2 separate regions of the Homo sapiens genome follow, and region 1 is linked to region 2. Evidence: chromatin loops called from intact Hi-C (ENCODE). Cell type or tissue: dorsolateral prefrontal cortex. All regions are shown on one strand. Each heading gives the region's core, and the rest is flanking DNA. Links, peaks and the distances in the headings are about the cores only. Region 1 overlaps SDCCAG8 (SHH signaling and ciliogenesis regulator SDCCAG8). Region 2 overlaps AKT3 (AKT serine/threonine kinase 3).

The links. A loop is a pair of places that touch in the nucleus more often than their neighbours do. Peaks named below come from ENCODE experiments on the same cell type or tissue, not always from the same donor. Only the 100,000 strongest peaks of a DNase experiment are listed, where the experiment ranks them.
Region 1: it touches region 2 in a loop (2.7-fold over the local background); 4 of 110 quality-filtered maps call a loop at or near these places.

What each region holds. Positions count from the first base shown.
Region 1 is chr1:243,488,587-243,504,450 of GRCh38, reverse strand. It overlaps SDCCAG8 (SHH signaling and ciliogenesis regulator SDCCAG8), which reads right to left. Exons shown (of 18, transcript NM_006642.5): 17 at 15,311-15,437; 18 at 4,360-4,695. The coding sequence ends at 4,666. AKT3 (AKT serine/threonine kinase 3) reads left to right here. Exons shown (of 14, transcript NM_005465.7): 14 at 1-4,727. Among named protein-coding and RNA genes, the nearest start is that of MIR4677, 150 kb to the right of the region's middle. RefSeq lists enhancers at 7,647-8,298, 13,565-14,088, 14,089-14,612. In dorsolateral prefrontal cortex, for the core only: no CTCF peak of the experiment used is centred there; a DNase peak (open chromatin) is centred at 8,080; H3K4me3 peaks cover 1,319 bases; H3K27ac peaks cover 7,173 bases.
Region 2 is chr1:243,706,987-243,722,850 of GRCh38, reverse strand. The region is part of intron 2 of AKT3 (AKT serine/threonine kinase 3); the gene reads left to right. Among named protein-coding and RNA genes, the nearest start is that of AKT3-IT1, 79 kb to the left of the region's middle. RefSeq lists an enhancer at 8,260-9,686. In dorsolateral prefrontal cortex, for the core only: a CTCF peak has its summit at 9,758; a DNase peak (open chromatin) is centred at 8,990; H3K4me3 peaks cover 1,745 bases; H3K27ac peaks cover 2,913 bases.

The DNA.
Region 1 (15,864 bases), core at 4,242-12,241, 220 kb after region 2:
TGCTTGGAAACCTTTTTTCCTTCTTGACATTTATCACCTCTGATGGCTGAAGAATGTAGACAGGTATAATGATACTGCTTTTCACCAAAATTTCTACACCAAGGTAAACAGGTGTTTGCCTTATTTAATTTTTTACTTTCAGTTCTACGTGAATTAGCTTTTTCTCAGATGTTGAAACTTTGAATGTCCTTTTATGATTTTGTTTATATTGCAGTAGTATTTATTTTTTAGTGATGAGAATTGTATGTCATGTTAGCAAACGCAGCTCCAACTTATATAAAATAGACTTACTGCAGTTACTTTTGACCCATGTGCAAGGATTGTACACGCTGATGAGAATCATGCACTTTTTCTCCTCTGTTAAAAAAAATGATAAGGCTCTGAAATGGAATATATTGGTTAGAATTTGGCTTTGGGAGAAGAGATGCTGCCATTTAACCCCTTGGTACTGAAAATGAGAAAATCCCCAACTATGCATGCCAAGGGGTTAATGAAACAAATAGCTGTTGACGTTTGCTCATTTAAGAATTTGAAACGTTATGATGACCTGGCAACAAAAAGTAATGAAGAAAATTGAGACCTGAGTGAAGATAAGAAATGATCTTTACGTGGCAAAATGAACACATCTTGAGTATTTAGGAAATGGGCAGTGAAGGCTAAGAACCTGGTGTGTTTCTTGGGATCATGGTACATTTATCACTGAATTAAGCCATCAGGGAAAAAACAACAAAAAAAGAGAACACCTCCAGCTTTTCTTTTTCTGTATATACTCATGTCCCCCAGATTCCAACATTTCTCACTGAAAGGGGGCATGTATGCAAACCTCATCTTTCTCCTTCATTAATGATGATCTTCAGATTAAACCCTTTGGTGCTAGGAGCTGACAATTTCCAAAGCAGCCTGTGAAGTCCTAGGGGCTGGGGGCCACTCTTGCGGCAAGCAGAAGGCCATCCTACTCCGCGGAGTGATCATGGAAATGTATTTTAGTTAAACTCTGACAGCTCCCAAACGGAAGACTACAGCATGACGTAGTATTATGATTGCATTGTATGAAAGAGCAAGTGACTTTCTAAGTAGGATGAATCATATTCATATGCAGATGTCTTAGCCTCTTGACGCTGGAAGTGTGGATTTATAGCTATGAAACCACTGCTGGCAGTGGGTGGGCCACTGGGACTGACGGGGGTTAAAGGGCATTTTACTAAGGCAGCTAAGACATATTCAGACATCAACGTTATCCTTCTTTTTCATATTTCTACCTGAGTGAAGTTCATCCTTAGTATTGAGTAGGAAGTTACAGTAAATGGTAGTTCATTCTTACTTACACACATAGCTAATCTTTTTTTTTTCACTTGGAATTATGTTGAATGTTTCATTTTGACAAAAAAGTAGACTAGAAGGTATGTTCTTTAAGTTGTCTTGCATCCATTATATAAGAAAGAAACAGGTGAGAGGAAGAGCAGAAAGCTGAGACTGGCTGATGTTCAGAGCACTTACTCCTCTAGAGGGAAAGCATGACACCGAACACTAAGCACACAGCTTTTTGTTGTTTTGGTTTTTTCTCCCGCAAATCTTAAAGTGATTCCCATGACCTTGGCCAAGGACACTTCTTAAAGATTAATGACTGGCACTGACATTGCCCCAGGCGGGCCACTCCTCACACTGGCTCTCAGTTCCCAGCCATGCCTGGGGCTCAGTCACTTCTATTCCACCCTCTGAGACTCCATTGGTGTCACACAAGGTGTCTTCTTGGCTTTGATTTTGAGAATCCCCTATTTTCACTTCCAGATCTGTCAGCTGCCATGGAGGAATAATAGAAAACCAGAAATGCGTGTAGAGGGAGATTTCTAAAACTTCCCTTGTGTCGCCCATAGTTGTAGTTTTGGGTTCTGGCAGGTGGAACACCCTGAAACCTGGAATCATTCTATGAGAATACAGTTCAGACTTTGCAGACTCCAGCCCATACTAACTGTCATGAAGCTTGACTTCTTGTCATAATGCAGCCATCTTGGAGGAAATTGGCCATTTCTGCTTAGATGGTTGGCAGGGTCGCGCTCAGCTTTGCTTTCTACACTAATTACATAGCATTATTCAAGTATTGTTTTCCATTTCCCATCCCTGATTTCCAGCTTCTTAAAGCTGACTGTTCTTGCAGGGGCCACTTGCTTCTCCTAGAGTACAAAAGTAAGGGCCTTCCTTACTAACTGCAGGGTCTCTCTATTACACCTCAACATACACACTTTGCTGCTACTGTTTGTACTGTCTACAGTAGAATTTCCTTATCTTGCTCCTGGTAGTGCATTACAGGCAAGCATGAAATGTAAAGTATTTATTTAAATAAAAAGAAAACCTCTAAATTGGTAATTGAATTACCTCCCTGTAGCTTTATAGTTTGTGACATTTCTTGACCTTGCTAGTTCTTTCATTAGATCTGCGCAAGATCTAGTCATCTGGTTAAGGATTTTAAGCAGATGCAACTATAAACCCAAGAAACTGTATTACTATTACTGTTGGTCATACTAAACCTGTCTATTTCCTGAAGTATATGACCCACAAGGATGTGGAATAACTAGGAGAAACTGTTTTTGTACACTGTACATCCTTAGTATTTTTACACGTATATGATAGGGATGAACATGATTTTCCTTCGTACAGACAGCTTAAATAAAGCACTATGTCAATCTGCTACTTCTCTGTTTATTGTTGTTGGATGTGGTTCTATAATCCCCCCAAATTAAATCTTCTTTAATGAAAACATGATTTTTAATAGCCCCAGCTGGTATTAACCTACCTTGTATAAAATGTGACAGGAAAATATAGAAATAATTCCTTGTAGCTCACACACACACACATAGGGGATCATTTTTACTTCAGTGAAATGGCAGTAGTGCGGTTGTGCAAACTTTGATGAACGGCTGCTTCTGAGGGGAAACGCTGACCTCTCAGCACTGGATTTAGGATGGATGTACTGTGAAGCCAGGGATGAAGGAGGTCTCAGACCCTGGGGACATTCAGACCCGAATCATCTATACAACACACGGTTTGGACCCAGAATCTGAAGGAATGTAGCTTTTCATTAACGTCTTCCTGATAATGTACTGCTCTGCATATTTCCTTTCTTAGAGTGTATTTCTAACAACATGTCATGGCAAATTAACAAACTTAGACGTGGGTGATGTAGATGGGTAGGATGGCTGGACTGCAGTCTGACTTCACGTTGAATCATTCTGGATGGGGCCTTTTTCTGATTTTACCTCATAAAGCTACTATTGTAGAAACTTGGCTTTGCTCCTGTGACGAAGCCAGACAGAGGAATGGCTTTTGGGACCAGAGTGAGTCAAGCATGTATGTGTATGTCACACGGCCAAATTTGAGGGCATTCTCACATGTGCTCTTCTCTCAAAACCACTGGGGTTGACAGATCCAGGAGGCTAAAAAAAAGTGACCTCTATAATTCTTTAAAGGTGCTATTTTTAGAATATTGTATAATTTATTCACAGTATATCTAAAACAGAATTAAGGACAATTAAAATATCTTATGTGACAGCCTTTATGTCTAGCACATTTGATGAAATAAAAAACTTCTGAATCTGAATAGAAGTTCTACTGTTTCAGGCTTGAACCTTTTACATGCTCAAGAGATTCAAATGGTCTCTGTGTGTAGATCATGCCACCGCCTCCAAAGCCTAATCCACATCACTTCTGAGAGGCAAGGCTGAGCATATGGTGACATCAGCTCTGTGTTGAGATGGTGATGAGGATGATGGCTCGCTGGCCAGGCAGGGCAGCCGAAGGTCAGGGACCTGTCCTAACTAACTGCAGCCTTGCCTTTAGTGTTTGTCATTCTCAGATACAACACGGTATGTCCAGTGTCCGTTTTTATTACTTTAAAGCATTTGAGGGCTTAATTGTGTATAGTAGAAATACTATTTTAGACAAATAATTATCTGTGTACAGATATTTGATATACTCTAAGTAAATTTTCTAATTTCACTAAGTACGTTTTTAGGCTCCTCTCAAATACTGCGTATTGAAGAAAAAAATCTGACACCACCGAGCCAAAGATGCTTTTTTGTCTGTTTTCGTTGTTTAACAGAATGGAAAGAGTAATGCATAGTGCTTCCTGGTGTCTCCTGATTGATTGATTGTGCACAAAGTAGGACGATAAATAAATAAAATGGAGTCTGATGGGACATTGATTAAAGGTGAAGGATGATTGATATATAGATCATGAAAAGAAAAATGAATGGCAGGAAAAAAAGTTTGGTCCTTAATATACTTTGGCCTAGTTAAAATATGTGCCTTTTTGGTGTGTTTTGTTCATCACTACAAGATAAAAAGGAAACATTACAACTCAAGTCTTTAAAAAGTTCATTTATTGAAAATCATATGTATAACCTAGCATACGAATGAGCAGATTTAAACACATAACTTCAAGCCATTTCTGAAAACATACACCAGGAGCTCTGCTCAGCTAGAGTCAGACTCCAGCTCCAGCCCGACTGCGTGCGGGGACAGCGCCCGCGTTGATGAGGACCAGCCCCACTGCAGGCTGAGGCGGTGTCACCCTGGGAAGGTCGTGGTGCGTTGTGGCATATTAAGTCTAAACCAGATGAATGTAAATATCTCTTTGTAAATCATTTATTTCACTCTGTTCCATCCAGGTCAGCAATCAGATTGTGGCATGCTGGGTAACTGGAAAAAATAATAAAAAGTAAGTTTCAATAGCTCATGTTCTTCAATGTTATTTGTCTTCTCATTTGCTGGTTTAGTCACCTTTTATGATGAAAACTGTTGTTGGAGAAAAAAACCTGTTGCTAAAAATGTGGAAATTATATGAAAAGTTTGTGCCTCATCTTGTCCACATCAAAGCCCTTCACATATGAAATAAGGTTAACTGGTTTAATGGGTTAAATTTGAAGACAACCTAGACAAAAGACACGCCTGCCTCTTAAATAAGGACAGTCTGGTGTTAGGACATGGCCAGAGAGCCATCTCTTCTGTCCGGGAAAGGACACATTGATTTGTGCCATAATCTGTTTACTGAAAATTTATCTGACCTTAACGGCAGGTAATTCTAGAACAAAAACAGGGTGTAGGCCAAGTGCCCCTAAGAAATTCCTCGTGAAACAATACAAGCTGAAACACCTCCAAATTTGTAACTGCAAGCAATTTATTGTAACCTATGAAAAAGTACTTTCACATGGAAACCTCACATGTGTTGGAAGAGGGGATTGGGTGTACTGAGGTCTCTTAGTTTTACGCAGATACAAATGTTCCAAAGTAGCTTCATGCAGATCAGGTTGGGGGAGAATCACAAGTTCAGAAAGTATTGAATACTGTTCCTGGCCTCTGCTGCCATGGCTGCCCAAATTAGTTTAAACCACATCAGGAACTAGAGTCAGAAGCCACTGGAAATGTTTCCACTCCACAAAGCATGTCTGGAGTTTCTACTGTGCACTGTGTGGGAAGGTGACTGGGCCACAGTCCTCGCCCTCTAGATTGTGAAGTCCAGAGAAAAGCCAGGATGGTATTTTCCAAATCCCGGTTTCTACGTCAGATAAATTGGGACGCACTGCAGGGCCAGGGGCCCAATCTGGTCCCTCTTTCTTTAGTTAGGAACCATCTTCCAAAAAGAGAAGTGGGCCTGCCCCTCTCCAGTGAGGATTTTCCAAGCTGGACTCCAAGGGAGGACTCTATCAACCTAATTTAAGCCATCATTAACATGGGGATTTCCAAGACAGGGCAATGAGTGAAACTGAATCCGCATTCAAGAGAAATATATGAACATCAGCCTGTTGCCTTTTATGAAAAATGAGAAAAAGTAATGTTTACATTTCAAGTAGATTTCCCAGTGTGTGAGAGACCCTGAGGACAACTTTTTCTTGAACAGGTCTGTGAGTAGTGGGGTGGTCTCAGCAGGGTAGTTAGAGTAGGTGGGGGGCCTGGCCTCAGGCTGAATGCAGGTGGGGCTCCGGCAGGAGGCCTCACTCCTCCTCGTAAACCTGCCATCCCATGCACACAGCCCTCCCAGGCCCGTGGAGCCAGGTGGACAATTTCCTGGGCCCACGGGATGCTTTGTTCTCCAGGCCCTGTCTGAGTGGCCCATGAGGAGTCCACCCCATGCACTATGCCCTAGAGCCCTGCCATTGCAGAGGGGACTCCCTTCTGTCCTCAGTGGGATACTGACAGCACGGAGACTGCCACCAACACGATCTGATTGTCAAACGCAGGGTTTGCACCAAGCTGACGTGCCCTCCAGGCCAGGTGATCGAACTGACCCAGCACAGTCCTGCTAAATGACTGGTTTGAATGGCCCTCCACCCCTGCTCCATGGATTGGCCACATAAGGCAGGTGGCCTGGTGGCCTCGCTCTTGACACAGTGGCTTCCTAACTTTAGAAATGCTAGGATGACTGAATACAAAAGGGATAAGCATAAATCCCAACAGATAACACTTCAAAAGAAAAACAACCCAACAGTGGCTCACACCTGTAATCCCAGTGCTTTGGGAGGCTGGGGCAATAGGATCGCTTGAGTCCAGGAGTTCGAGACCAGCCTGGGCAACATAGTGAGACCTCATCTCTACAAAAAAAATTGTAAAAATTAGCCATGTGTGGTGGCGCACCCCTGTAGTCCCAGCGACTCAAAAGGCTGATGTAGGAGAATTGCTGTAGCCCAGAATTCAAGGCTGCAGTGATGAATTTTGGGTAGAGAACACACCCACGTACACACAATACAGAATAGGCGTAAAGACCTGAAGTAAAAGTAAAATGTGTTGCGGAATTTTTTGATAAGCTCCAGGAAACAGGCATTTCTCATGATGAGTCTACATAATGCCTGTGGGCTCCCAGGCCACCTAGCAATTTATCACTATCGGAGCTGTTCCAGAAACGGGTGACCTCCTGATTCCGTGGGCCTGCATGGGGGTGACACAGATGTACGGGCCTCACCAGGAACCAATCAAAAGTCAGCCTGATTCCTTCCTGCGGCAGATCAGCCATGGCCATCTCTATGGGCTTTGTATTTCCTGCGGTTCAGGTGAGAAGCCCCATATCCATCCCCACTTTCACACTGTTGAACTTACCGTTCACTGCTCAACGCCCCCCCCCCCACCCGTGCCTACAGCCGTGCCTGACCCATGGTGAGCGTTCAGTCAGCACTGGAGGGCTGGATAATTTGTCCTAGGAGGTCACCGTTTTGTCGCCTCCATTTGCTGACTCTTTGGTAACACACATTTCTCTGACCGAGACAGAAGCCTTAGTTACTGCCCACATCTGGCTTGTCTGCCATTAGGGATATCCACGATGCTTATTTCCAGGAAGTCCTGTCATCAACACCACAGTGATCATGGTCTCGTCCAGGAGAGTAGAGCGTGCGTATGCCAGTGGGACATGAGCCCTCAGCCAGTGTCTCCCGTCCTTCTGCCCTTCCATTTGTCATCATGGCCCTTGCTGTGGCCCTCCTGTGGCTGTCCTGCAGCTCAGAGGGGGGCGACAGGGCGCCCTGGCCACTGCTCCCCTGCCGTGCTGTCCACAGGTGGTGGAAACGTGCCCCCATCTGCAGGCACACAGCTGCTAACCCATTTTCTTTGTTCTCATTTTAAATCCTATCGGAGTCATCTCTCCACAAACCCTGCCTCATTTATTTCTAAAGTTTGTTAAGTTCTGAGTGTAAGAAATCAGTTGCTCTGGGTGACCTGAACTGTTCCCCAGGCAACCACACTGTGGGGTCCAGCCAGCCTTTGCTGCTGCTTTGTTCCCAAACCAGCCAGAAGTGGCAGCCCGGGGAGATGGTGGCACCCCTCGCCCCTGCTCACAGGAGACCTGCCCGGGCTTCGCACTTCACTGTCTCCGTGGGTGGCTCTAGCCAACCCTTCTGAAGGTAACAACCCCTTCCCCCCCTGCTGTCCGCTCTGCTCACTGGCACGCTGTCTCTGTTTGGCCAAGTCAAAACGTGGTCCTGTTCCTTGTGTGTCTGGCAATAAAGCATCCATTTGTAACTGGAGAGGGCAGGCCCCTCCCCCTACCTCCATCTGGGGCATTTCAAAGCTGGCCCTGAGTTGACAGAGCTCCAGGGCAGCCCCTGCCTCGCTTGGTGGCTCGCCTCCCGCCTCCGCCTCGTGTTCTGGGCACCGGGGCCAGGGCTCGGCAGCTGTTCCAGCCAGGCCCGGCTCCGCCCGCACCCGCTCGGGTACCTGCCCCCATCCACACATCCTGTGGCCTGAGAAGAAGTTCATTTCCCTGCCCAGCCACTTCCCAATTCCATTCACTTCATTTCTCTGGGCCTTATTTTTCTATCTGTACAAAATGGTTATTTATCTCAAATGGCCCTTTCAAGCCCACAATGATCTCAGCACTAATCCTGTTGGTTTCATAATCATCTGTGCTGGGCTCTGGGTAATATGAGGCACTTCCTTTTAAAGGGAAGCTGGTTCTTTCTTTTTCTCTGCCAGAAATCAAGTGACATGAAAGCTAACACATGTCTCTGAAGCAACGCAGAGCTGAGATTCGAATCCAGGCAGTTTGACCTCAAAGTCCAGACTCTCCCATGCGAGGCTCTCCTGCTTGCTCTGGCAGATGAGGGGCAGCCAGTTTGATATCTACGGAATTAAGCTGCCAAATTGGGAAGGCAACCTGGATGAAATAAGCCACGTGAGCTCTGGCTCGCCACCAACGCACTGAGGAGAGAGGTGCCCTCAGCATGCTGGGCAGAACGTCGGGGAAACGCGGCCTTCGAGCAGGACCGCCCACCTGTCAGAAGGGAGCACTCCTCTACAGAGCCGAGGGGCAGTCAGCCACCCTCAGGCCCCTGCGGCCCTGCTGTCCCCAGCACAGCGACTGAAGTTCTCACTGAGGGGCCTCGTCCCCTCCGGGTCAGGCCTTTCCAGGAACCTGGCTCTGCCAGCTGCAAAGCAGGCGGGGGCTCACGGTTAAGGCCATCGCAGGGCAGCGGCCATTCTTCCCTCCTGGCTGCCCGGCTGGGCCCCTGATAACAGCCTCCACACCGCAGTCAGAGTTCAAAGCCCTCCTTCCCTTCCACCGCAGGGCTTGGCTTTGCTGCTTCTGGGCTCCGAGAAAGGAACAGGGCCGCAGAAACCAGAGGAATGGAAAGGTATCCACAGAGAAGGCCGCCTTGCAGACATGAAGTGGGACGTTCCGTAAGACAGCATCTCGAGCTGGACTTGGCGGGGAGAGGGAGGCGGCCCCGCACAGGCCAGGGAGGCCCCAGCACACATGAGGCCGGGGTGGAGGCCCTGGCTCTGCGGTGCCACCTGTCCTCCCCAGGGCGCACCCAAGCCCAAGGGTTCCTTCCCAACCGTGGGGTCTGAGTTTGTCATCTTCCAGCTTTCTCAAGTCCCCTGAGTCATGAGAACTTCCTCTACACACAGGCAGGTCTGTGTTTTATATGAACCATGTTTCCATGGTAAATAGATTTTAAGAATTCCCAAAGGACAGACAGTGTCACCAACAGCAGAGAGTGGAGCCTCTGGCTGCCTCATGTTTGAAAGTGTTAAAAATAAAGACAACACTGACATTTGGGGTTGTAATGTGACGGAATTACAGTCTTTTAAAGGCAAGAACCACTTATCTACACTACATGCAATATTCAGTGTTTTGTTCACTTGTCTAATTGGATTAAAATATTTAGCTCCCTTTAAAATCTTGATTGTGAATTTATATTGTGAAATGTAATGTCTGACTCAGGAAGCAATAAGTAGAGTGAATGTATCTGAAGGAATATAAAATTCAATTGACTTTTCTCCCATGATTCTTATTCTGAAAGTACTCACTCTTGGACAAAGTGAACTGTTAACGGAAGAGCAAGTCTGGCTAAAATGAAGCCCTATGCGCTTTTCAATATTAATTATACACGGGGCGCTCAGTCAAAAAACAAAAAGTTTAACTGTCTGCTGTTGGAGGTGTTTGGGGAAGTTTCTCCGAAGGTCGCGAGATGCTTATGTTAGACATGCAGCACCCAGGGTCTTGTGTCATTTTTTAAAAACACTCAGGCAGCAGGGAGTTAATGACATTTTAGCTGCATATGTTCAAGTTTATTTAAAAAAATATGCAAGTCACTTTGGTTGACAGTGTCTTGTACACAGTTTTGAAAGAATCAGGGCAAACTTTAACAGAGTCAGTTTTTATTTGAAAAATATTTTCTGGGAATGTATCAGTGTTTATTTTTGAGACTGACAATTCGGGTGAAAATCAGGATAAAAACAAAAAAACAACAATTTGGTTGAAATCAAATTGTTTGTTTTCATCTATTTAGAATTCTTTCCAAAAAATCTTGGTTCAGGAGGAGGCTTTTTAATTTATTTTATTCAATGTATTTGCTGTTCTATTCAAGCGCCATCTGTCTTACAGGTAGCTAACTTTGTGGTAGCTCCTAAGTCAGCTGGGCGAGGCCCCCAGGGCTCCTGGAAGGACCACAGTAAATTAGGTGACACCTCCAAGGCCTAACATGGGCAGCCTGCAGCAGCTCCGCCTTGCAGCCAGGCCTCCCTCGGCAGGGAGTCTTGCTCCCTGAGAGCTGTCACTTTTCTAGAACCTCCCTTCTCCCTTTGCTTCCAGTTGCAATGGGCCTTTCCTCCCTTCATCATCTTCTGTGTCTCTGTGTCCCCTGCTTGTTTTCGGCTCTCTTCTATGAGTCCTTTGGTATAATGAGATAATGTCGATGATCTTGAATATAATCACATATGGCTGCTGGATCCATGCACAAGTTTAAATCAAATTAGAAAGTAAATTCACTGCCAAGAATGCTTAAAAGTCATAGGGCCAACTGATTAACCACTGACAAGTCAGTTTCCGACTCTGTTTTCTAAACTGTAAGTGATTCATATGAGGGGACTAAAAGGGAATCACTCCCCAGATTGAACACTGCAGACAGAACCAAGCAGCCTGCTCAGGATACGACGGCTACCAGAAAATGCAAGTCAGCCAAAACCGTATTCATTACCAAATAAGAAAGCAGACACAGAAAATCATCTTGATGGTTGAGACCATCCTCTAAGTGGACAGATAATTTCTGTTTTCCCCTGTCCCAGATGCCATTCTCCCCAAGACTCATGTTTCCTCACCAGCTGGCTCCAACCTTCCTAGCCAGATGTTAGAGCCCCCAGGCTCTGGGCCGCAGACCCCTGACCCTGCTCCAAGCTGTCAGGCCCTGCCCAAACTCCCCTGAGACCCACCACCCTCACCCCGAATCCCCCTCCCCCCACCCCCACCACCAAGGTTTCAGCCTCCCCCAGCCAGGGCCTGCCTCTCAAGAGGGCGAGAGTGCGACTACCCAGCCCAGTCTCAAACAAAAGACAGGCCAGGGTGTGTGTCTGGAGGCCCTGACCCTCCCGGAATACAGAGTGTGGGGAACTGCATCTAGGCAAAGCTGGGCTAGTGCTTCAGTGTCTGTTTCTCCACAAGGACAAGTAAGAGCCATTTCATGACATTTAAAAGCTATTTTCTTGAAGTTGTTTCCGAACCCAGGTGAGGCAGGAGATCAATAATGCCATTATTTGTAGTCACCCTAAACTAAGAACAAGCCAAGAGGCCGGGCAAAGCTCATGCCTGTAATGCCAGCACTTTGGGAGGCCAAGGTGGGCAGATCACCTGAGGTCAGGAGTTCGAGACCAGCCTGGCCTACGTGGAGAAACCCAGTCTCTACTAAAAATACAAAATTAGCCAGGCGTGGTGGCAGGCACCTGTAATCCCAGCTACTTGGGAGGCTGAGGCAGGAGAATTGCTTGAACCCAGGAGGCAGAGGTTGCAGTAGGCCAAGACCATGCCATTGTACTCCAGCCTGGGCGACAAGAACAAAACTCATCAAAAAAAAAAAAAAAAAAAAAAACAGCTGGGCGCAGTGGCTCACGCCTGTAATCCCAGCACTTTAGGAGGCTAAGGTGGGCGGATCATTTGAGGTCAGGAGTTCAAGACCAGCCTGGCCAACATGGCGAAACCCCGTTTCTATTAAAAATACAAAAAAATTAGCTAGGTGTGGTGGTGGGTGCCTGTAATCCCAGCTACTTGGGAGCCTGAGGCAGGAGAATCACTTGAAGCCGGGAGGCGGAGGTTGCAGTGAGCAGAGATTGCACCACTGTACTCCAGTCCGGGTGACGGAGCAAGACTCCGTCTCAAAAAAAAAAAAAAAAAAAAAAAAGCCAAGAAACGAGCCGAGAGCTTGAGCCAGTGCCCTGAGTCCTGCCCACCGCAGACAGCGCCGGGGAGCGGGGAGGATGGGGGTTCTCGTGGCCAAAAGCATCCATGTGGCAGCTACCACTACCAGGGGCTCCCTCTGCCAGCCATGTTGTTGTGAGTGTTTCAGAATTCAAGCAGAAACAATTAGAATAATGAAGCCTGCCAACAGGCTAGACACTTCCTGTTGGAGGCCACAGGCCAGCCTGAGCCCCACCACCAGGGGCAGCGGGGCTCAGGACCCAGGACAGGGAGGGAAGGAAAGGGGTGGACTTTGCTTTGGAACCATTGCCCGACCCATTCTCTTCTGGGTATTAAGTGGACAGAGATGTTTAGAGTTTGACATGCAAAATTAAGTTAAGCTTAACTCATCCAGGCTGAGAAAACGGAAGCCTTTAGTTAAACCATCTCTAACCCGGACATGAGGACAGCTCTAACCCTCAGCTGCCCAAGATCTGGACCCACAGGCCACTCCAGGAAAACAGAGAGGGTGGCTGAGCACTCCGGAGCCCTCAGGCGGCACCGCATCCAAAATACCTGCTCGAACCTACAGCAGCCTCGCCCACATCATGGCTCAGCAGAAGCCTAACTCACAACTCAAGCTGATTCCATGACAAGAAGGCATCGCAGAGGCTGAAGCCCACTGACAGCCCCTACCTAGAGGTGAAGGCCAGGCTTAGCCAGAAAAAGCAGGCTCTGGGTTTAGATATTCAGCAGAGAGCTTGCAAACCTGGATCCCTGCCTCCTCTCTGACCACTAGTATTTGCAACTGAAAGCCAACATTCCCTCTACCAAATTTCTTTTGTCATGTTCATATTAAAATAACTCCAAGTGTAATATTTGAATCTGAAAGGCCGCTTTAGAGATGAGCCAGATGGGCCAGTATCAGATAGCACAGGAATGGGCAAATCATTGCTGTTGCTTCAGGCAAAAGAAGAAAGAAAGACCTGCTAGTTTTTCTGAGGATTTTTTGAGGTTTGGGGTTTTTTTAATGCGTTTTGTGAAAATTTTGCAACTCATTTGGCAATAGCCAGATTTTTAAAGCCCTGGAAGAAGCTTCTAAGCATCGGTGATCCATGTTAAGATCTAAGTGTGCTGTAAAGCAGGCAGATGGGGAGTTAAAAGGCAAAGCCCACGTTCTCCTGATCTAGTCCAGAGCCCAAAGGAAGCTGCCGTGTGCTCCAGCTTCCACGGAAGACTCCCCACAACCTGAGGTCTGACAGAGTTCTTGGCTTTAGAGGCTGAAGATTCACTCATGCCAGGAGTCACGGTCCCTCCCTCCTATGTGACAAGAGCCTAGTCACCTGCCAGGAGACCTAGTGGCTCCAGTGGTCCTGATCTTTGGCTGGCCAGGCCTAAAGCAGGTGCTGCTGGGGCCCTCCCTGGGGACCTGCCCACAGGGCTGGGTTCTGGGCTGGGTCTGGTGGAGGATGAGGGGGTCATCCTGAAAGCAGAGGGGAGGGGAGTGGCACTGGTCCCACAGCTGCTGCTCTGCAGGCCTCTGCCTTCCCTGAACCTCTCCCAGGACCCTCTGAAGATGAGGGAGAAAGGAAACACCCTCACACGTCCTCAGCCTGTGTGCCCAAGGGCCCGTGGGGCATCCCGCCTGCACTCAGCACTCCCAGTAGCCCGTGAAGCCAGGCGTGCACCATGCCCACTGTGCAGAGGAGAAACTGAGGCTGGAAAAAGGCTTAAGTTACTTGTCCGAAGCGGGGGCAGGGGATTCAGCACAGTGACACAACCTGGAATAATTCTCTGTTCTTTCCAGCTCCAAACACTTCAGAGGTTTTCAAAATGTAGTGTCGTCCAGAATCATCCCAACAGCTTGGCAAAATTCAGGTTCCAGGGCCCTGCCATGGAGCGTGCCAGGTGAGGCCTCGCCTCCTAGATTAGCTGTGGCAGTGCGGCTGTGGCTCGGACTTTGAGCGGCCCGCTCCCCCACAGTCCCTGGGAGCAGTCTCAGAAGCATGGGGACAGTAGAGGCATTTCCACCTCCAGGCCTTAGCTCCGTGGCGCCTGGGTGTGCTCATTTACTGTCTGTGAACACATGTTTGGCAGAGGGATTTTGGACCGAGTGGGAAAAGTCAGTACTTACAGGTTCCTTGAGCACAGGGTCATTTTGTGAGGAGAATGAGACTCCTCTTCGTTTTCATTTCCAGATGCATTTTTCATATTAATCATTCCAAGCACTTACTGCCTGAAGTCCCCAGGGCACTCACAGAGCACCTGGGTGCAATCCTAATTAAAGGCGGAGGCCTTGGTCAGCCCACGGACCACCTCATTATCCTAACAAACTGCTTGACGGGGCAAAATGCACAGCCTCTCTGACAGGAAGAGAAGCGATTTAGCAAACGAGGTTTCATACTGTGTTCCAAATTCACCGGGACACTTTCCTTCCTCCCTTTTCCCTGCTGGTGGCCCCGGATCTAACCTGAATGGGGAAAGCCTGGGCTGTGGAGTCAGGCTTAGCCTCCGTTTGCGGTGTCCCTACTTGCCAGCTGTAATGCTTGTCTGGGCCTTAGTTTCCCTATCTAAACCATGAAGACAATAAAGTCAGCATCGCCTGCTTGTTCAAGGGTAAAGGGAATTAATGCATGTTCTGTGTGTAACACTGCCGGGTGCTCTGCAAGCACTCCAGATATTAGCCCAGTAATCAGTCAGCTAATTTAGGATGAGATGCCTGCCTTCCATTCAAGACGACTTTGCTAATTGGGAACACCTCTTTCCTCAACCAATTCAAACCATACACGACCTTCAGAGGCAGCTCAAGGCCACCATCCTCCAAAAAGCCTGTTCTGCCGCCCACGGCCGTCCTCCCGCTTCTCCCTGCTCTCGCACCCTCCGCAGCCTGCACGGCGCAACTTGGCACTCGGTGTGGTTCGTTGATTCGCGGGCCGGGGTCTGTTCACCTGCACGGACTTTAACTCCCTCACCAGGACGGGCCCATGGCTCCGCTTCTCTGGGTCCTGCACTGTGCCCAGCACAGTCTTCGGGACCTCCCTCCCAGCTTACTGCTAACCGATGTGATCCGTGAGAAAGCCGGCCTGTTGAGGTGCATAAAAGATCCACCTGTAGACGCCCGCCCAAGGACTCCCACCTGCGCCGCGTTCTGCACAGTACCTGGGTCCGCAGCCGGTCCACCTCTTCCGACAGGCTCTGCCTCTCCAGGAGAAGCTGGTTCTGCTTGCTGAGGAGCTGCACCAGCTGCTGGGCTGTGGCCTGGCTGTGCTTATCCAGCTGCCTTAGCCTGGAGAAAAATCCACCGCAGAATTAAAGAGGGATAACGTCAGCCTTTCAACAGGCCCAGGGGCTGTGTGTATCTGAGGGAAGCCCCTGATAGGGAACCATGAGCAGGACGCCTAGGGTGACCCTGAGGTGCCAGGCTCTGGCTGGCACTAGGTCCTTGGTACGCACTGTGTGAAGGTAACATTCTAGCAAATGTGCGTGGGAACTGGGAGCCATCTCAGTACACTATCAATTAGAAAACACGCAGATAAGTGGGGTAAGTAGAAGGAAAAGGAAGCTTTGAACTCCCAAGCAGAGGTCAAAGATGAGGGGCCTAAATGCCGCCATTGTTCAGCTGGAAAGGTCTCTGGCAGGCTGAGCAGACGGCCGCCCCGGCTGGGGAAGTGGGTGAGGGCCGTGGAAACACTGAAGTAAGGGTTTTCCATTAT
Region 2 (15,864 bases), core at 5,027-13,026:
GAGAAAGATTAATTGCTTCCTAGACAGGGTTCTTACGGTGATAGTTGTTTTTACATTGCTCATGTCTAATATAATATTTGAGGTATAATTTGCCATGGTATTTCTTTTTCTGAGTTAGTTGATGTTTTATTGAAGACATGAATCATTATGTGATTCTCTCCATTTAGGAAAAAATTTTCCATCTTTTTCAGTGGGGATTGGGCAGGTCATTCTCATCCAGGGTTCTCTAGTTTAGAATTTGTTCTTCTTAGTCTGAAGGAAGTTGTTGACTTTTTATGTGTATTATAAGGGCCTTCTTTAACTTCGTGCTTTGGTCTGGGGGTGTGATGATTACTAGAAATGGTGAAGTTATGTGATGGGGGAAATGCCTTTTATAAAACAAATTTTGGCAATTATGTTGTTTTCCCCTTAGCATTTTATTCATATGCATGTACTCAGAAGCATGCACAGAATATTTAGACATGTTAACATTTAGATGGAGCTGCTTTGATGGAACTTTATATTATAGAGTAAATTTAGGTTGTTGCTATTTTAATGTATATCTTTTTCTCTGAAGTTTTATAGTATAATGTTTCTTTTTTATGATAACCAGTTCAAATGTAAGCATAATATAATAAAACCTTAAGCTCGCAGTCTAGTCCTTGCAACACGAATATATATAGCAGATGTGTCAAAATATATGAATTGTTCTTAATGTTAAACTTTTGTTCGTGAGAATAACGTAACACCTGCTGTGACCTGCTAAGCTGTGTAAATTTTAATGACTGTAAAACTGAAATGTATTCATAGCCAAAATGTGTTTGGAAATTATTTGGAATGTCTTATGCTTGGCTCCTTTAGAGATTTTGTTATATAATATGTAGAAATTTAAATCTGCTATAAAAGTTGAAAATTATTATAACGTCTATGTTACTTAAAAGTTATCTAGAAAATTATAATACCTAGGTTACTTATATCTTTTCTTAAAAAAGTTATCTGTAGGGTAATCTCACCTCTGATGTGCCTTGCCTGGAAGCAACAGGAGTGTTATCTAATACTACACAAATTTGTTTCCTTTTAGCAGTGGCATTCTTTTAATTCTACAAATATTTTGATACCTTCTAAAAGTAGGTAGGATTACATTGGCATAGTAAATTTCCCAGGGTTATTAACTCCTTTTTCTCTCCATTATGTAAAAAATAGTAAGAAAATATAAGAATTATAAGGGTACTACTAGTTTATATTTGGTAGTATAGTAGTGGAAAGGGAATGATCCCTTTCCTCCCCATCATAAGGGTTATGGCCAACACTCCTATAACAAAATACAGAGTAATAAGAGAAAAGCATAACAAATCTGTTTAATTATAGTTTTACATGACACAGGAGCCTTCAGAGTGAAGACCCCAAACATATGGGACAACTATCCATTTTTCAGTGCTTAGGTTCAGTGAAAAATGGACAGCTATGTAGAAATAGGACTGGACAAAAAGGTTATGATCTAATATTAATAGACTGCATATAAAAACTCACCAAGACCTGTCTGTTCAGATTCTTCTTGGCCTCTCTCTTGTAATGTTTCTTCCTCCCAGGTATGGGACAGGACCCCTCTGATGAGGGTCTTATGACCTATATTATTGGGACAAGGGTAGGTCAGAGAATTTCTAGACAGAATTTCTGTCTAGGCCAGTTCCTAGACAGAAAGGTGAGGGGAAGGTTAGAGTAGTAATTGTAGTTTTTATGGCTGGCTTTGGAGAAGAGAGATCTAGTCTTTATTATCTGCTTTGGTGAGGAGGAATTCTGGTGTCTGTACTTGCTTTGGGGGAGAATGAGGGGCAAGAGACAGGAGGGCAGGAGAAGATGAGAGAGATCCAGGTTCTGAGGCTGCTTCTGATACCTTCCAGTGCAAAGTACTTTGTGTGCTGAAGTGCCATATTTTGGAGTATTGTTTTCTGAGCTCCAGCATTAGCCCTATTTGCCAGTAGAATATGGTGTGGCAAGTACTTTAAAAGAATGCTTTACATGCTTATTTTCTCAAGAGTATATACCGTGAGCTTTTCGGAATAGTTGGACCATCTGGGAATACGTAAAAAATAAAAGGAAAAGGACAAGAGATTATTGCATTTTGATTGGCTCCAAATTGTATTAACCCTTAATATTTATCTACTTTATAATTTTAAGATACTAATATTTGAGGAGATCTCTTTATTCGAATTACTGGTTTAAGATAATATTATGATATTAACAAGTCTCTTTTTTTCTCCTCACATCTTTTAGACCAGAGCAGACAGGCCAAGTCAGGCTGAGATCCTATTTATGATAAAAATCATAGAACTCTATGTAGTATTGATAAAACACATGAAGATTATATTATACTTAGCTTTTAATTATATTTTGACATTTGCTCATGTTTGATTTAGAACTTTTTTTTTTTTTTTTTTTTTTACTATGTCTTTTGGTCTCATCAAAAAGATTTTAAGATCCTTTTTATTTTGGCAAAAATATATGTAACATGAAATTTACCATTTTAACCATTTTTAACCATTTTTATTTTTATTTTATTTTTAATTTTTTTTGAGTTTGAGTTTTGTTCTTGTTGCCCAGGCTGGAGTGCAATGGCACGGTCTTGGCTCACTGCACCCTCACCTCCTGGGTTCAAGTGATTCTCCTGCCTCAGCCTCCCGAGTTGCTGGGATTACAGGCATGTGCCACCATTCTCCGGGCAATTTTGTATTTTTAGTAGAGATGGGGTCAGGCTGGTCTTGACCTCCTGATCTCAGGTGATCTGCCCACCACAGCCTTCCAGAGTGCTGGGATTACAGGTGTGAGGCACCGCGCCCGGCCACCATTTTTAGATATACAGTTGCTTTCATTTCTTATGTCTCTCTCTTAACACCAAGGTTATTAAGTAAGTATTTAAGAACATACAAGAGATGTTCAGTGTAGCAGAGATTGGCCAAATCCGTTTGCGCGTAATACACCTACTCTGCCCTAGCACCAATCTAGACTGTTTTTTGCAGCTGTCTTGGAGTTAGGTGTGGCCATACGACTGAGTTCTGGCCACTCACATGTGAGCAGAATTAACGCATGCCTCCTCTAGGCTTGGGTCATGAACATCTGTGTTCAGTGTTCTTTCTCTCTTCCCTTCTGATGGCAGTCATGAAACCAAGGAGATGGAAGAGCCTCTAAAAGGGAGGATTCTAGGTCCTTCAGTCACTGCCATTGAAAGGAAACATTGTTTTGACCTTACATGAGCCAGAAACAAAACTTTCATTGTAGTAAAGCACTAAGTTGTCATGATTTACCTCTCTCAGCAGCCAGCATTACCTTCACTGATACACTCAACAGTGATTTGAGTATGTAATTTAGTTTACTCAAAATATACTTCTCATTTCTTAGCAATTGGAATTGGTAGTCAGGAAAACTAAAGTTGAACTGAGGAGTGAGAAATTGGGGTGTGACTCCAGTTGGAGGAAGACTTGGTGTGGAACTCGATGAGATGAATAAAAGATAGAACAATTTGGAATGTTTTGTTAGGGAATTGATACAAAAAACTTAAAGTTAGCAGAGAGTTATGTGAATAAATTAGAGTAATTTTGGGAGTTGTAGGAGTAGGGGGGCATTATGAAATAAGAAAAGTCTCTGAGAGTTGGGATAGGATTTAAACACTATCGGTTTTTTTAAAAAGGAATTTTGCCACATTCCACATGCAGCTTGCAAATGTTTTTGCAATGACTGTCTTGACATATGTGATACTCAGAAAAAGGTGGAATGTTTAAATGAATAGAACTGCATACCTTATATATCTTGTTTGCTGGGAGTTAGATTCATTACTTGAATAATTTCCCTAATGAGTCATTCCCTTAGGGGAATTATCCCTAAGGGAATTATCCCCTTAGGGAATGACTTATCCCATGAAAATAATTGGATTATGGCTTGTTTTGTGCATATATGAAATCCAGTTTGTTGGACTTCTACAACACCTAAATATAGGTGAAATTTACCTTGTGTTTTGGACATGCAAAATATTGGATAGAATATTTAAAAAGAAAAAATTCATCAATTCATTTTGCTAGCATTTACTCTTCATAATTGAAGCTGAGGCTGGGTGCGGTGGCTCATGCCTGTAATCCCAGCACTTTGGGAGGCCGAGGCGGGCAGATCACGAGGTCAGGAGATCGAGACCATCCTGGCTAACACGGTGAAACCCCGTCTCTACTGAAAAAAAAAATACAAAAAAGAAAATTATCCAGGCGTGGTGGTGAGGGCCTGTAATCCCAGCTGTAAGGGTAGCAGCCTCGGGAGGCTGAGGCAGGAGAATCACTTGAATCCAGGAGGCAGAGATCGCAGTGAGCCAAGATCATGCCACTGCACTCCAGCCTTGGCGACAGAGAGAGACTGTCTGAAAAAAAACAAAACAAAACAGTAGATAGGTAAAATGTTTGTGGCTTTAGATAGCTTTTTTTTAAAAAAAACTTTAAAGTGAAGATTTAATAATTATAAATTAAAAATACACTACATGACTCACTTGATGTTTCCAATTTTCATCTCCTATGTAAGTAACGATACAGAGAATGCATACAATCGTTGGCTTGTGGACATCCATGTCCCCAGTTGTGTGTATGTTGGAAATGGTTATAAGACATGGGGATTTTCTTACCTCCTGTTCATAATTGCTTCAGCTACAGATCAGATTCCCTTCTAAACAAATGGTAAGAGACCACCTCAGCTGAGCCTTGGGTGGTGTTTTAGGAGCAATTGCTACTCTACTTGAAAAGGAAAGGTCCTCTGTTTTCTTATGCATAGCATCCAATGTAAAATGAATGTAGCTCTCTTCTTTGACCTTACTCTTATTTGCATACTTTAATGGGTGTAATCATAGAAATGTTGCATATTCAGCATAACTGGATTCTAACTTATAATTTATTTTAAAAATAAAAGTACTGTTAAAAGGAATTTGAGATTCCAGGATTTCTTACAAGTATAATGTACAATGTATGTTTTATGATCGAAATTAGCTGGACTTGAAGTCAAAAGAACTAGTTCAATAACATGTGTCTTAACTTGAAATCTTGGTTTCCTAATCTGTAAAATCACCAATATACTAGAATCTTGGTGTTAAAAGTAACCTATGGGGCAGTTTGATACCACCTTTAACTCAGAACTCAAATTTCTTTTATAACATCTTTGATATGTGGCCGTCCAATGATAGGGTGCTCAGTGTCTCATTCTTTAATCAGGTGCTTATAGCTTTGAAACTCTTGAGCATAGAATACTGATGGTAATATTAATATCTGACTTGTCTCTCATATGAAGTAAGGAGAATGAAAGCAAATATTAAAGTAGCAAGTAGTAGTTATACAGTGCTTTTTTAACTAATGACATGTGGGAACTAGTTACCATTTGTATTAATAATTTTTTAAAATGATAAACTAAATTTTAAATCTCTGACAATGACCATTGGAACCCAGCCTGTTTATCAGGTGGAGTCTGCCAGTGCTTCCAGTATTTTTGATACTACCTAGTCCTTGAAAATTAAAAATCTTGACCCACAATTTAAAAGCCACTGGGTATGACTCTTGGGAAGACATTTCGATTACCTAGTATACTAAAAGACTTTAATACAAATTGAAATTATATGGAAGTTACTTAAACATTTCTAAAGTAACACTAAACCACATTCTTTAATGTATTATGTGTCATGGGTAGCATTGCCTGGAAGAGGTAGCAGCAAGCTGAGTTTATGAAGGAAAAAAACTTCTGAGTGAGCTAAGGAGCTGGTGGGTAGAGTGTGGAAGATGGAGCAGACAGACTGAGATCCATCCAGGCCTGGGAGGGGAATGGGAGAGAGACCAGGGACAGAAGCCAGACTTGACACAATCCCTGAAGAAGATAAAAGAAAGTGATTTAATCACCTTCCAGATCTTACTTGCAAAAGGGCTACCTGTATTCTTTGGATGAAGTGTTAGTATTATTAGAATGACCCATTTTTACTTGTGTTAGCTTCAGTGGATCTTTGTTCCTTGTAACTGAAAGAGTTCTAATAGAGCACTAAGGTTAAAGACAAGTATCAGGGGTAAATATTTGGCTGAGGCCTGCTTCTGAATACTATTCTAGACATGACCTCTCCTCTTTTCGTTCTTTTTTCCACAACATCATTATAAAATATGAAGTAATCCTTTTTAATTTCTTGTCTTTCTGAATTTAAAATTCTATGTTAGGTATTCTCATTGCTTGATTTGTGTTTATTATAGAAATGAAGAGTTTGTTTTAAACTATGCATTACTCGAATTTCTGCTGAGGAAGTCCATATCCATATGTTAGGTTTTTTGCATCCCAAAGTCTTGGATTAGGTTTTGCCATCATTGTTAGTGTATCAATAGACCACTGCATTATTTTCTTAGTGGTATGTCAGTCTTTGACTTAATATTTGCAAGTATTTAATAATACCCCATACATTATAAATTAAATTGTATTTGGTACCTGCTAGATCTTATGAGAAATTATTCACATTTAATAAGAAAACAGCAACTTGTTACTTTTGTGGCAGATATGAGCTCTTAAAAGATGCAACGTAGGTAAATAAAAATGAGAATGTTTACCAGACCCACTAGGATCATTTGGTTCTGTAATTCTTATTTATGAACATTTTCTTACAGCTTTGTTCTAATTTAATTATCCCTATTCCCCTTTAGGTAAAGGATATCAGAATTGTGATTATATGAAGAAGAATTCTTCTTAAAAATCATGTATTCTTGGCAAATATTTCTTATTAGAAGCTTTTAAAACAGTCTTAATTTTTCCTTACAGACAAATTTTTCTGCAGTGTTGTCATTGATATAATCAAAATGGTTTCAGGTAGTTCAGAAATTGTTGACAGACTTAACTAAGAAAAACTTTTGATCAAATGGTGTAACAACACCTTTCCTGGACAAAGCCATCATTATTCTGTTAAATTTTCAGATCTTATATTCACATCCCATTTACCCTAAGTATTATCACTAAATGGAGTATTCAGTGTACACACATATCCTCAACTTGATTTTCCTAAATGGAAACAATTTTTTTTTCTCCACTAAGAATGGCTTTTTATTCATATGTGATAAAAAGATAAGTCATTTGGTAACACCTTTGAACCTGTTTTCAAAATAATGAAAAGTTTCTCTTCTAAAAATACTTTTTTTCTTTCCCTCGTTTATTTAACAAGAAGAGTTATTATGTAATGTTTTTCTGCAGATTTTTAGAAAAAGAATGATCTCTCTCCACTTTGTAGAGAATGATCCCATTTTTTGTTTAACACCAGATAGTATCATGACATTGTTAATACAGTAGGATTCACCCAGTTTGAAAGTATGCAGAATCAGACTTCTGTTGTTGGTCACATATTTCTCAATCAAAACATCTGTCTATGTCGAAACCAAAGTCGGCCCAGTATAATGAACTTTTAAGACCCATGTTAATATTTAAAAATATTTGGTAAACTGTAAAGCAGTATACAAAAGTGAATATTTTTATCCAAGGTGTAAATTGGTCATATGGCCCAATACCAGTAGCATAAAGGGAAGCCACTATACTAGTAGTGGGTGACCAAGTTTATTTCTGTTAAGCCAAAATGGAGATTTATTGTAGAAAATTATTAGTGGTACTTTCTGGATGAAGCCATTCCTTCTTAATGTAATTATGCCCAATTTCCTGGGTGGAGTCACAGTCTTTCTTCTAAAGACAGATTACTTCAAGCTTTAGTAGGGACTCTTAGTTCTGTCTTGAACTAACAATACCTTAAAATATTCTGCTTCTTCATGTCCCCAAAATATTGATCAGAAGGATACTTGTGGTCAAATGGATGCTGTAGAAATTCAAACCAGTGATTTTACTCCACTTGAAATTTAAAGGATTCATATGAGTTCTAGTTGAGTATGTCAGTTTTAGAACATAGTTTATATTGAGTAAACACAGAATATTTTACCTAAAAGGGTCACACAGATGTCATTACAGTGAATTTACTTCTGATTAAACTAATCTTGTTCCCTATATATTTTGATATATATTGTGCCATGATAACCAGTGTACTATTAGTGTTATTAAAGTCTTTCTTCAAATAGTAGATTTTTATAGAATTTTGAAGTAGACAAAATAAGTCAATTTATGTTTAGATTTAAAAAAAATGTGAAAGCTTTTCTATATTCTCCTCCCCGTGCCAGATAGGTGCTTGGCACAGAGTACTTAATAACTATTTAATAAATGACAGAATTTCTTTTCCTAAAATTTTTAGGACATATGCAAGGAAATTTCTCTTGCATCTAGGTTTACTGATGTATATGAGGAAGAGTTACATCTGCTTCAGTGAAATACAAAATTAAACCAGGTGATCTTTCTGAAAAATTATTCTTATGGTGACATATCAGAAATCTTATCAACAGCTATAGTTTATTCTGTTGGAATTTTCAAAATACACTGTGCCTTAACTTAGAAACACTCCAATGAACTTGTATTCATTAGTGTTTTGTTGAGTTAAAGAAAAAATATCTGTACAAAGTGGACACATTGTTTAATTTTGTTTTGCATTTTACTAGATTGCAGTGCAAGGCCAATAAATTAAACCTAGGCAGTTCTCTTGCTAATTACACACAACTTATCTTGAGTATCAGATATTCAAATCCATTTTATGAATATGGTAGAGAGAATAACAACTGTAAAACAAAGCAGTGTGCATGTAAGTGACTGTTAGCGTGCATTTCAGAAAGGATAAATGCTCACCATATGGTACAATTACTGTGTCCAAGTTTTCAAATTAGCTTCTCTCATCCTCCTTATTACTGTCTTTAAAAAGAGAGGAAAAAACCCAACATGATTTATCTACTCTGCAGCAGAACTCTTGACGCAAAACAGCAGCCCAGTTCTGTCCAGTTTTTTTTTCCCTTAGCATAATAGAGGCTGTCGGACTTTTTTATACTAATTACTGTGTGAGCCTCAGATGAACCCCCTTCAATTCACAGGGCTTTGTTAAGGGAGGAGCTGTCAATGTGTCTGCCCGTTTGCAGCTGTGCTGTGGCTTTAGCTTGCTTAACATTATGCTGCTTTTTAGACTTGACAGAAGGGATTTTTTTTTTTTTTTTTTTTTTTTTTTTATTAAGGCAAAGCAGCCTTGTAGCGAAATGGTTTAAGCAGCTGCATTGTAGGGAAGCACAAAGAAGTTATTATTGTGTCTGTTTAGGGGGGTAGGATGGAGGGGGAGATATTCGGCTGCTGTTGATGCCGATTGTTGACTTGCCATCTGCCAGATAGGGAGAAGAAAAAAATGACAGCTCCAGCAGGGTGTTCAAGAGGTTGTTTGGAGAGACGCATAAACATGTGCAGATGTCGAACTGAATAATGGCTAGAACTTGAGACGGTTTATGATGCTGCTGATGTTTGTGCATATACAGAATGAATGTATGTGTGGATTTGGTTAACCAAGGGTACATACTAATTATCATTGTTTTCCTGCATCCCCCCTCCCTTATTTCGTTAATTAGTTTAGGGGTTTAATACTTCCTCTTCTCTCCCTTATTCATGTCTAGTTTTAGAAAGCAACTTCTTTAAATGGCAATACAAAGTTTCTTATTTCTCCGTGTTGATGGTAGATAACCTGTTTGGCTAATGTTAGGTGTGTACTGCTAACTGCCAAGAGGAGCTTTTGATGAAGGAATCAGTCAGGTGATTTGGTGTGATCTTAATGCATACATGAACGTTTTAACACTAGTCGGCACATAAACTATTTTAAACTGAATCGATTTGTTTCATAGCCTACCACTAGGGGTGAGGTAGAGAGTACCCAGTTTATTTTGTAAGTAATTCCATAATACTTTGAACTTAAATGTCGTTAGTTGTGAAACAAAGTTATATAGTAACCTGGCCTTTTTGATCAGTACATACTCTTTTTCTCATGGTTGTCATGGATTCTATAAATGACAAGCGTGCATTTTTATCAAGCATTAATGAGTTGGTTGTATATTTCCTTCTGATACATTCTTGACATTAGGTGTTAGAGATTTGATATATCTGGAATGTTTTCAAATGCTGTGATAACATTTATATTTAGATGGAAGTGAGCATGTTTACTTAAATGTCTGGTTTATTACTTTCACCTTAAATAATTGAGAAGAAACAGTGACCTTAGGTAAAAATTTTCCATATTACTTATTTTCTAGAACACCAAAAATTTTTGTAACATTTCAGAACCAATCAATATGAATGGAATAACTAGAAAACAAAAAAGAGAAGCTCTGACTTTTCTCCTTTTTTCTTTTTTCCGCCCAATGTGGACTTAACATTTCAAAAAAAAATATGTGTGGAGAATTAAAAAGTGCTTATGTTGACTTTTGGAACTCATGCCTTCCTAAAACATTTAAGGTTTTGTTGCATAATTATCAAGCAGAAATTGCCCAAAGCATGGTTGAAAGGCCAACGTACTGACAGAGCTTCGTGTCCAGAGTAATGTCTTTCTGAAAGAATTAAAGGAAGGTTATCTGTTATTTTCTGCTTTTCATAAAGAAATAGAGGTCAGGTCTATCTAGAAAAAACTTTCTCTCTCACCGTCAGTTTTTACTCAAGTGACTCTAATCCGTGTTTGCTGAAAAGGCATAGAAAATCATCAGCCACCTTGACTTTTCCTTTGTCTCATGTATTTATTTCTTTTATATAGGTGGCCGTGAATATATCCATATTTGTGTGTAGGATTATGTCCATGTATTTACAGTTTCATAGTCAATCCTAATATCCCTACCAAGTTTGGAGGCGAGCAGTATGCCATTTTTTAAGTAGAAGGTGTTTGTTATTAAAGTGAGAGGGTATGGTTTGTCAGTGGTCAGGATATTAATGAGTGACTGGGAAAAGCAAGCTTATACCAACTTTTATACACAAGCAAACTTGCAGGTCTATGCTTTATTAATGATATGTTACTTCTGATTCTTTCAGAGCCATTTGCTAAATCTTAGTAGTACAGGCAAGTATACATATTAAGGTGATTGAAATATTAAAGGCAGAATGTCTTTGAAGTTACAAAGACCAGATTTAAATATCACTTAACTTAGATGAGTGAATTTACTCATAGTCACTTAAACTATTTAAATGTGAATTTCTTCATCTTTTGAAAGAAGGAAACAATACTTGCTATTCAAGGATCTTGTGAAAACAAAATGAGATAATATATTTAGAATGTCTTGAATGAATTCAGTAGTAGCTGTTAGTATTTTTATTAGGTGTTATGTGCAAGTCTAGAGCTCTGTAGCTATTACAATTGGAGTATTTATATAATGCTCTGACTATCATAGAATAAGAATACCAAGCTGTAGAGGCTGTTTGAGAGAATGGTCACAGATAGAAGGTTGTTTCTTGGAACCTTATGTTTATTTAGGGATATATGATTGTTTTATAAATGTGGAGGGAAATAAATTATTTAAAGAAAATATAAAGAAAACAGTTGGATAAAAGTATTTCGGATGTATGGTATTAGTGGTTATTTAGTGATGATGATTTCAAATTTTGTTCTTTTGTTTGTTTGTTTTTGAGATGGAGTCTCACTCCGTCACCCAGGCTGGAGTGCAATGGCATGGTCTGAGCTCCCTGCAACCTCCACCTCCTGGGTTCAAGGGTTTCAAGCGATTCTCCTGCCTCAGCCTCCCGAGTAGCTGGGACTACAGGCACGTGCCACCACACCTGGCTAATTTTTGTATTTTTAGTAGAGACGGGGTTTCACTTTGTTGGCCAGGCTTGTCTGTAACTCCTGACCTTGTGAACCACCCGCCTTGGCCTCCCAAAGTGCTGGGATTACAGGCGTGAGCCACTGTGCCTGGCCAGCTGATTTCACATTTTGTTCTACAAAATTATTTTTCATACTTAAAAAAGTAACCTCAGTTTATTTTGGAGCTGAACTTTTCTCTGCTACGGCCAGTACTTAAGCTGTATTTGGGTTATTATCTTTAAAATGAGACTTTGGAACACCTAGCTAAAAATAATATTTCTTCTCCTCATGGAGGTTTAAAGCATTATTTGATTGTCACAACTCTTTATTTTGCAGATGAAGAAACTAATTAAGCTCACATAGGGATGAAAGTGCTGAGATAAGCAGAAGTGTTTTCTTAGAGAAGTAAAGAGGATATGGCTTTGGTCGACATGAGGAAGTCAGTAAACCTAAAAGTATGATTAATTCCCATACAGATGTAGGTGGTGGTTCTTTACATTTTTCTTTTCAAATTGTTTTCATCCGGCATTCCACGCTAGTAAATATTACTGAATAATTTTGGATGATGAGTCAAGGGTTGTTGTACCTGGGAGAGCCACCTAATTTAGTATTTAAGAGTCTTTCATAGGACGGGGTATAGTGACTAAGAACTTCTATTTTGGTTTAAAAGAATAAATTGGTTACACTAGAAAAATAACGCTCACTTTTGAATGGAGTGCTAGTAGCTTCATATAAGGATATTTTAATGTTTAATGGCACATGGTGATGGATGCCAGTATTTCTAGACAGATAGTTAAGTGTTACAGTCTAAATTTATAAACAAATAATTTTTGTTGTTTTTTATAAAAAACAACTTACAGTACCAAAGAAGTGGAAATATCCATAGCCTATGAAATATATCACAAATGAGGATGAAACTGTAAGGACATTTTCACAAATAAATGAAACCGTACTTGGTATATTTTCAGGATAATTCAGAAAACTTCAGAAACTTCTAGCTTTAATGTATATTTGAATTGTGCCTCATCAAAATACTGCATGAATAGCAATTTTTAAAAATATTGGCCAGTATGTTGAAAACAGAGTATTTCACTGTCTGACATATTGTTTAAGGCATCTTGCTAAATGTTTTGGCTTAAATTTTTTAATGTGTTTTAGTTCAAAAAAATCTGATTAAAGATGTGGGTAAACGTGGTAGCACTTTTTAGAACAGAAGATGATTAAGATACAAAGGCAGGAAAAGCATAAATCGTGAAGTTTGTCTATTTTTTTGGCCAAGCAAGTCACTTATTTGCTTGAGACTGGAACACAGCATCAAAGTTCATAATTTTATACTTCTAAGGAAGAACGCATAGAACAGCAGTTGTTGTTTCCTGGCATCTTTTTGAAGAGATATTTAAACGTAAGTATATATATTTATTATAGAAAAGAATTTTATAAAATGACCTTCATTCCCTTCCCTGAATTTGTAGTATGTTCAACTGTTAAGCTAGTTCCTTTTACCTTTTGATTTAGTAAAGAAGGATTTTAAATAGAATTTAAATTTTTATGATCTTAAAATATCCATGATATTATATACTTTAAAAAGAATAAGACTGTTTAGTAGTTCAAATTTTAAAAATCTAATTTATTCAAAGTTATGCTAAATAATGGCATAGTTCCTGAGTGGAGAACTACTATACTTTGAATTATAGAAGCAAGGACTTTTTTGAAAAAGTAAATACAAAACCTAAATAAAACACATTTTTACTAAATGGCAATCAGTGTCATCCACGTGAGATCTTGCTGTGTCAAAGTAAATTTGCTGTTTACCTGCTTGTAATAATTTTTATCTTCCTTCAATAGAAGCTCTTTTTTTTTTTCTTTTAATGCTAGGTTTTGTTTTTTTTTTTCTATATGGGAGAAGTGGTGGGACCTGGAAAGTTGGATAGTTACTAATTAACTTGTATGTAAAACTCTGACATAAAGATTAGCACTTTTTATATTCTTAAAGTAAAGGTCTATCATACCACTGGATTATATAGGGTAAGTTACTCAGTGTTTTGTATATAAAAAAAAAACTTTGATAAGTGAATGCTAGAAAACTTTTCCTTTCTGTGAAATAGCAAAAGGAATAAAACACCCAGTGTACATTGATTGACTTAGATTCTAGAATGGATAATCCTTATGCTATGTAAAGATTCTTAGTGTAAGAATCAGTTATGAAAACTCAGTGAGTGCTTCAACTCCACATTGCCAATTTGTCATTTGCATTATATTTCATTAATAAATGAGTGATTTGTAACAAACGAGTGTATTGGTATTGGCTGCTTTTAAGAAGACACTTTGGAACTGAATTGTTATCCTCCTCAAATTACTTTGTCTTTACTGAAAGATTGTATATTTAGATGTCCTGCAGTTTTTAAAAACAAATTATTCTACAGAGAGCAAAACAGGAACTTAGATTATTTATGCAATGTAAAATTCTTATATACTTTTTTATTTTATTGTATTTTGGATGACTTCAGTGATACTGATGATTCCATGCATTTTCCTTCCTGATGCCTTGGTTTTAAGAAAATCTTTCCTTTCAAAGTCACTGGAAACATTTGAAAACAGCATTATTATGCTTACTGAGGTACAGATAATGATGAGGAAAGAAATATGTACGTATAATGAGCAAATATGCCCATTTCATTTTAAGAAATTTGTTTTTATTAGTATGATAGGTAAAGATTGTTTTCTGAAATTTCTATGTGTTAGGTAATACTGCCCTCAGAGGGCCAAGGTAAGTAAATTCATTTTTAACATTGAGAAGCAGCTTTTCTATTTATATTATCTATAAGCTTTCTTTGGGGAGTACTCAAAATTATTTATTTGAGTAATTGAATAGTGTTTGATTTGTGGTTGCATTTCTTTGATTTGTTGTGTTCTTTTAAAATGTTTGTGCCCTTCAATTCGACGATATCATTTAAACATGTTCAGTTCTAGTCTAAGAAAATGTTAACATGACTGGCCATAAATTGTCAAATTAGATGGGTTCATAGAGAGTATAAGAAAATTACCTGGAAAAGTTAAGATGATTTTACTTGGCGGGTGCGTTTTAGTTTTTGTGTCTTTGATAGCAGATATTCTAGTATTCAAAATTATTTGAAGCCACACTTTTTAATATAGAGCAGTATTCATTAAAATGGAAGCATAGATTCCCTTCAGTTTTAAAAACTTAAGCATAATCACATCTTTCAAATATAATATGAATCAAGAGTAATTTACTTTGCTGTATATGCAGTGGCTATGTATAAATATACTAGAAGTTGAAATACACTTATTCCTGTGCACTTATAAAAGCATACGTTTTTAAAGTAGAGGTAAAGACCTGATATTGATGTGTGACTTAACACTTCTTTGAATTCAGAATATTGGGGATTAGATGATGATTAATTTTTGTAATAAGAAAGGAAGAGTGGGGAAGGCCTGATGTCAAAATAATGAGGTGTTCAGCATCATGCTGTATATCCATGTAACAAACCTGCACATGTACCTTCTGAATCTAAAATTAAAAAAACCCAGAATAATGAGTTGTGTCCTTTTTTCTTTTTGTATGGAGTAACTTTCTTATAATTTGAAAGAAACATTGCAATGTTTAGTAGTAAATTCAGTGGAAGGCTTTTGATTTTTTTGCCCTATAGTTAGTTGTTATTGAATTAAGAAAGATGATTTCTGTGACAGTTGGTATTGTCAGTCTTTCACTAGAGATTTCAATGAGTTAAACATAAGCGACACTCAGTTCATTATTCTTAGTAATGAGGGATGAAGACAGGACATAAGCAAAGTGAATAACAAAAATAGAAATTTTATCCACAAAAAATCAATACCTCCTTTGCTCAGCTAATGTGCAATAGTGATAGTCTAGACAAATTAAAGAAATTCCATTTTATTTTAAACACTCTAGTTACTTTTGTGTAGTCTAACATATTGTACATATTAGGTACTCACTAAATCTCCTTTGATTGGTTTCCTTAGCCTTACTCTGAGATGTTTTATTCAGTTAACAAATGCTTACATAATGCTTGCAGTGAGCTAGATGTTGTTCTACATGCTTTACAAACTTTAATTTATTTCTCCATTATTATTGTCCCCATTTTCCAGAAGAGGAAGCTGAGACCCAGAGAGATTAAACAGCATTC